Linked DNA regions of Mus musculus: region 2 is linked to region 1. The links are chromatin loops, found by intact Hi-C in ENCODE. Cell type or tissue: heart. All regions are shown on one strand. Links, peaks and the distances in the headings refer to the core of each region. The heading gives the core; the rest is flanking DNA. Region 1 has its middle 33 kb from the start of Tmcc3. Region 2 has its middle 18 kb from the start of Gm32827.

What was found. Peaks named below come from ENCODE experiments on the same cell type or tissue, not always from the same donor. Only the 100,000 strongest peaks of a DNase experiment are listed, where the experiment ranks them.
Region 2: it touches region 1 in a loop (4-fold over the local background); 5 of 42 quality-filtered maps call a loop at or near these places.

Annotation. Positions count from the first base shown.
Region 1 is chr10:94,480,866-94,483,782 of GRCm38, forward strand. It overlaps a transcript of Tmcc3 not described here. Among named protein-coding and RNA genes, the nearest start is that of Tmcc3, 33 kb to the right of the region's middle. In heart, for the core only: a CTCF peak has its summit at 1,488 (motif pointing left); no DNase peak of the experiment used is centred there.
Region 2 is chr10:94,407,442-94,410,358 of GRCm38, forward strand. It overlaps a transcript of Tmcc3 not described here. Among named protein-coding and RNA genes, the nearest start is that of Gm32827, 18 kb to the right of the region's middle. In heart, for the core only: a CTCF peak has its summit at 1,419 (motif pointing right); a DNase peak (open chromatin) is centred at 1,430; H3K4me3 peaks cover 666 bases; H3K27ac peaks cover 680 bases.

The DNA.
Region 1 (2,917 bases), core at 263-2,762:
TCTCTCCTTTAGTCTGTGTGGGCTCCTGTTCAAACTCTGACTCATTCTCTCTGGTGCCAAGTCCTCATTCTGAAATCTCTCCTGAAGATCTCCCTGTGGCAGACACGCAGGCCTTCTTCCAAACCAAACATAGTGTAAGCCAGGATGAAAGGCAGGAAGGATACCAGGGGAATTGCTAACAGTACCCAGGTTCTTGACTCTCAATGTTCTGAAGTCAAACTAGACTTGGAAAGCAAAAGACATTATTTATAGCAGAACACGGTAAAAATGAAGGCCCCATGGGCTTGATTCAGAGACTCTAATGCAGAGGCCATAAGCATGCATCCTGTGAAAACTGCAGATGACATAGCCTTGTGTCTTTTTATCATTCACTCAGCTGACATTTATCAAACACCTACTATGTGCAACTCACTACAGTGCTAGAAATGAAGCTCTTTCCAATGACCATAGTGATACACAGCTATAATCCTAGCACTTGGGAAGTGGGAGGCAGGAGGACCAGGAGTTTGAGGCCATCCTTGGCTACAGAAAGAATTTAAGACCAGACTTGACTGTGTATGTCTTCTCTTGAAAAAGAAAACACCAGTATCACTAACAATAAAAACTCCTGTTCTGGTAAAGCTGCTAAGCCAATACAGTCAACAAATCCCCGAGTATAATTCAGTTAGACCGTGGTAAGTGCTAAGAAGTAAAGGTAAGCAGGGAATTAGGGCAGTATCGGGGTGGGTTTTCAGTCTTACCTAAGGAGCTTAAAAAGCCTCCAACCAAAGGGGAGGTTTTAGTAAGGTACTTTGGCAGGAGATGAACCATTCACATGTGTGAATGAGACCATTCCAGACCATACAGGCCTTGTGCCAGGAGAATCAATGTCCAACTGAAGCTCCAGGAAAAAAGTAGACATCAGTGTGCCCAGAGCACAAAGGATCACATAGTAGGTTCAATCACATAGTAGGTTCACTCTGACTTGGGGCTTTGACTATTCCTAAGTGAGAGGGGAGCTACTCAAAGGTATGATTGGAAGGATTTTATTTTATCTTATTTAGTTTAGGTTTTTCTAAACAAGCTTTCTCTGTGTAACAACCCTGGCTATCCTGGAACACTGGCTTTGTAGACCAGGCTGGCCTTGAACTCACAGAGATTTGCCTGCCTCTGCTTTCTGAGTGTTGAGACTAAAAAGTGTGCACCACCATACTCTATAATAGGAGGGATTTTAGAGAAAGGTTATTTTTTCTGTTGCTGTGATAAGATACCCTGATTGACATCCCTTGAGGGAAGAAAGGGTTTATTTGGGCATATAGTTCTACTAGAGTGGCAATAGAATGGCAGCAGGAACAGGTGGATCACATTTTCATCCACAGGCAGGAACTAGAGAGAGAGAACAGGAAGTGGGGGCAAGGCTATAAACCTTAGCGACACACTTCCTCCAGCAAGGTCCACCTCCTTAAGGTTCCATAATGTTCCTGAACAGCACCACCTACTGGACATCATGAGTTCGATCGGCCAGCCTATGGGGCACATTTCTCATTTAAACCTCCACAAGTGAGGAAGATCGCAGCATGTTTGCATGCTGTTGGAAATGGTTCCCAGACAGAATAAAATACCATGATGCAGGAAAGCAGGGGAAGAACCGCTGGTGTGGTGTCCTTGAGCAAGGAAGAGGATCTGGACCGGGCGGCATGAGAGGAAAGGAGAAAGGTCAGCATCACACCGTGTCCATGGACCAGGAGGGAAAACAGCAACACAGGAAGATACGCATATGTGCTGGATACTCACCCAATGTCTCCGAGTGTTTCAATTATTGTTTTCAGAAAAGTAGGGGGAAACAATCATGAGTCAAGGGTAGAGATTAATAGAAATTAGTATTGAACATTTGAAGAGAAAATAGTTTGTGTACTTTCTGGACCTTAGATATTTCCCAAAGACCCCCCAGTCCATGGTGCTGATGAGGGGTGGCTGAACCTTTATGGAATGAGACTTTGTGGGAGGAAGTTAGATGACTAGGAGTGTGCCCTCAAAGGGCATTGTGGGATCTCTCTCTCTCTCTCTCTCTCTCTCTCTCTCTCTCTCTCTCTCTTTAACATGTTAGTCATGAGGTTATAAGCTTCTGTACCACATATTCCTGCCACGATGCCCTGTGCTGCCCAGGTACAAAGCTGTGCAACCATTTGTTTGTGAGCTGAGACCATGAGTCAGAGTCAGCCTTTCTTCTTCATGGGCTCATTATCTCAGCACTGCTATAGCCATACAAAGCTAACTAGCACAAATAGGAATTAGCCACACAGGAGGGTGGGAGACTGAGGAACCCTGAGATGTGGCATGATTGCGGTTGGCACTCCTGGCTTCTGGTCCTGAATTTAAAAGGAGCTGCATGGGTGTATGTGTTTTCCCTAGAGTGCTAAGCTGAATGGATGCAACTCAGAGTGAGCTGAGAGTTGGGTAAACAGGCTTAATCTAGAAGATCCTACTGGCACACACTGGGGAAGGAAGGGAGGCAGGAAGCTGAAGGTCCTTTATAAATGAATGATGATAAACTGCCTAAGAAGCAGAGGATATTGGTAATAGTGCAAAGACGATTACCAGCATCATTACTATAAGCTTCATGTGTTCCAGCCTTGCCTGATGTACAGGCTGGTGTTGTGTGTCAACTTGACACAAGCTAGAGTTGTCAGAGAGGAAGGAGCCCCAACTGAGGAAATACTTCCATGAGATCCAGCTATGAGGCGTTTTCTCAACTAGTGATCAATGAGGGAGGGCCCAAATGGGTGGTGCCATCCCTGGGCTGGTGGTCTATAAGTAAGCAGGCTAAGAAAGCCATGTGAAGCAGGCCAGTAAGCAGCACCCCTCCATGGCCTCTGTATCAGCTCCTGCCTTCAGGTTCCAGTCCTGCTAGAGTTCCTGTCCTGACTTCCTCTAGTGA
Region 2 (2,917 bases), core at 107-2,606, 74 kb before region 1:
TTCAAACAGGGATACCAAGAACCATATTTTTAATGAAAGCTATCACCTAATTAATTAATTAACTAATTAATTAATAAATATGGCCAGTGTTGTATAAGGCCAGTGTTGTGTAAGGGGTAAAAAGGTGTGAGGTGTCCCTACAGCAAATTCTTCCCCTGGAGACAGACCTGAGATGGAAGGGTCTTAGATTATGGTACCTAGAAGACAGACAGACCTGGGATGGCAGGGTCTGAGGTTATGGTACCTAGAAGACAGATGATTATGTGGAGGCTCAGGCTCCTGGTCTTCTGAGGAGAAAGGCAAGCAGGAGTTTACAGAGGAGAGACAGGTTGTCATCTGTGGAAATTTCCAAATATCTGGTGCTGCTTTCCAGCCCGAGCATGGGAGAAGCCAGTGCCTGACACCTGGTAGAACTGTGCTTTTTCTGTGTCAGTGCTGAGCTTGGGTTTGTGTGACACTTAGAGCTCTGTGGGAAACTCAGCAGATAGAGTGCTGGGCTTCATGGCCTCATCCCTTTGATCAGCTCCAGCAACTGCCTAACAAAAAGCATCCGAAGAATAGACCCTGGCTTGACGTGAGCTCACACGTATCCAAGCCGCCAGTCCTGTTGGTCTTCAAATCTGAGCTATGCAGCGAAAGCTATTACCTTTCGTGCAGGAACTCTGCACTGGGTACCATGGGGCATCTGCGGCAGATGCCAGGCATCGTGGAGGGGGCGGTGACTGTGTGACTGGGATGTGTCCCTGTCTCTTCACACGTGCGGTTCATCAGCGGCGCGTAAGCTAAAACGGAAGACGTCATGAAAGAACATGAGGACCAAACAGAGGGACGTGTTTAACTGTGTGATAGAGAAATTAAGAAAAGCTTCATTGAAGGCCATTTGACAAAGACCTAAGAAAGTGACACACCCTGGAGAAGACGCTGATCATCTGTCAGGCCAGAGAAGCCATGGGACGGATGACTCGGAAGAGCTCACTCTGCTCTTGTGGATGACCTGAGTTCAGCAGTTGATTCTCTCCATCTTGAGGGTCCGGGGGAACAAAGTCAGCCGTGGCGGCATCTCACCAGCTCATAATAAATGCGTTTGTAAGAGGGAGGGATTTAGAGGAGATACAGTCCTTAAACTATCTGACAGATGCGCATTGCTACATGGGGCAGGGAATGTGATTTTTCCCTAGCATTCAGACTAAGGCAGCAAACCTGACTTTGTTTCTGGAAGGTGGAATTCCCCCCCCCCCAAACATTGTAAAGAAGCCCTCTACAGTTAAGATTGTTTTCCATTGCAAAAAGTCCCTAAATCCAGGCAGAAACAGCGGGGAATCTGAGAGCAGAGCTCAGGTCTTCCACAGCCCTCACCATCACCGCCTGCTGTGGGCGTCCACCTTAAATCGCTGTGGCTGTTCCCTATAATCGCCAGCAGGTGGCAACAGTGCTGTCTGTGTAACCGTTGTTTTCCTGTTCCTGGTTTTACTCTGGAAGCCACACACAACACGCATATTCATTACAGGATCATTATAGGCAAAGCCAGGAAATAGAGGTGAGCAAAAGGGAGTGGAGGGAGGGAGCGGCGCCATCTGTACATAATCACTGCCGTGGTACAGTCTGCCTTTGTCGCACACTGGCCCGAACCAGCTCTCAGCAACCTTGAGTGATCACAGAGGTGAGGATCAGTAATGAAGCAGAGCCCACGGGAGCAGCGGTTTGCAACCTTCCTAATGCCGCCACCCTTTAATACAGTCCCTCATGGGGTGGTGACCCCCTAATCATAAAATTACTTTCATTGCTACTTCATAACAGTCATTTTTATTGCTGTTATGAGTTATAATGTAAATATCTGTGTTTTCCGATGTTCTCAGGCAAGCCCTGTGAAAGGTTCGTTCAAATCCCCCAAGAGGTCACAACCCACAGGCTGAGAACTGCTGCACTGCAGGGACAAAATGCACAAACGAACAAGTGCTTGTCCTGGGCTGTAAAAAGTACCTGGGAGGCTCATTTCCCACCTTCTTGTTGCTCAGACAACAATCCAGCAGAAGGCTGTCCACAGGGCTGGCATTTTTAATTTATATTTGTTATGTATGCATACTGTTTATTGAAAGTAGAATCACTTGACACGTTGGTATATATACATTTCGTCACCTTCTCCCATTAATAACATGTTGCAGGTATGTCTCTGAGTCAGTGTACCTCCACATTTCAGTGACCACTTAACAGTGCATCGTGGACTGTAATAACCACGTGGTTTTTACAACTTACAACTATAATAAGCATCCTTACAAAGATTATCTTTGCACATGCTTCTGTGTACATTTGCTTTGTTGGGATACATTCCTGGAAGTGAGACTGTAGAATCATAGAGTATATTCATTTTTAAAAGCATCTCCAACGGGATTTCAGATTCCTTTCTGAAAGAATGTAGCAATCTGCCCTCCCACCCGCATCTGCTCTCTTAGGCGCTCTCCCACACAGGAAAGAATTTAGTAAGTGTTGCCTATCCAGTAGGAAAAAAAAAAGCTTGAGTTAATCTTACTGATGAAGTTAGCCGGGTGATGTTGTTATTGTGGTTTTTAATATGGTCGTTGCTACTTTGTACTTATCCTTTACTTCAGATGTGGTGGTGCAGGCAAATTAATCACCATATGCCTATACTCCTATCTGTTCCCAGAAACCCTTGCTTTACTTATTGTTTTAGTTTGGGAAATGCAAACCCAACTCACAGCAGTTCAGACCATCCCAAAAGTGGGGGCAGTGGTTGAAGCCTGTCACTCCTGCTGTCCCCTCCATAGCCGCGGACACTGTTGGAAGGGGTGAGACACCCCAGCTGCCAGGCTATTTTCAGATGATGGTGGGAGTCTTGGGTTAAACCTGCCATGCTGATAGTCATATAAAACAATGTGAAATGTGACTTTAGAATCCTGAG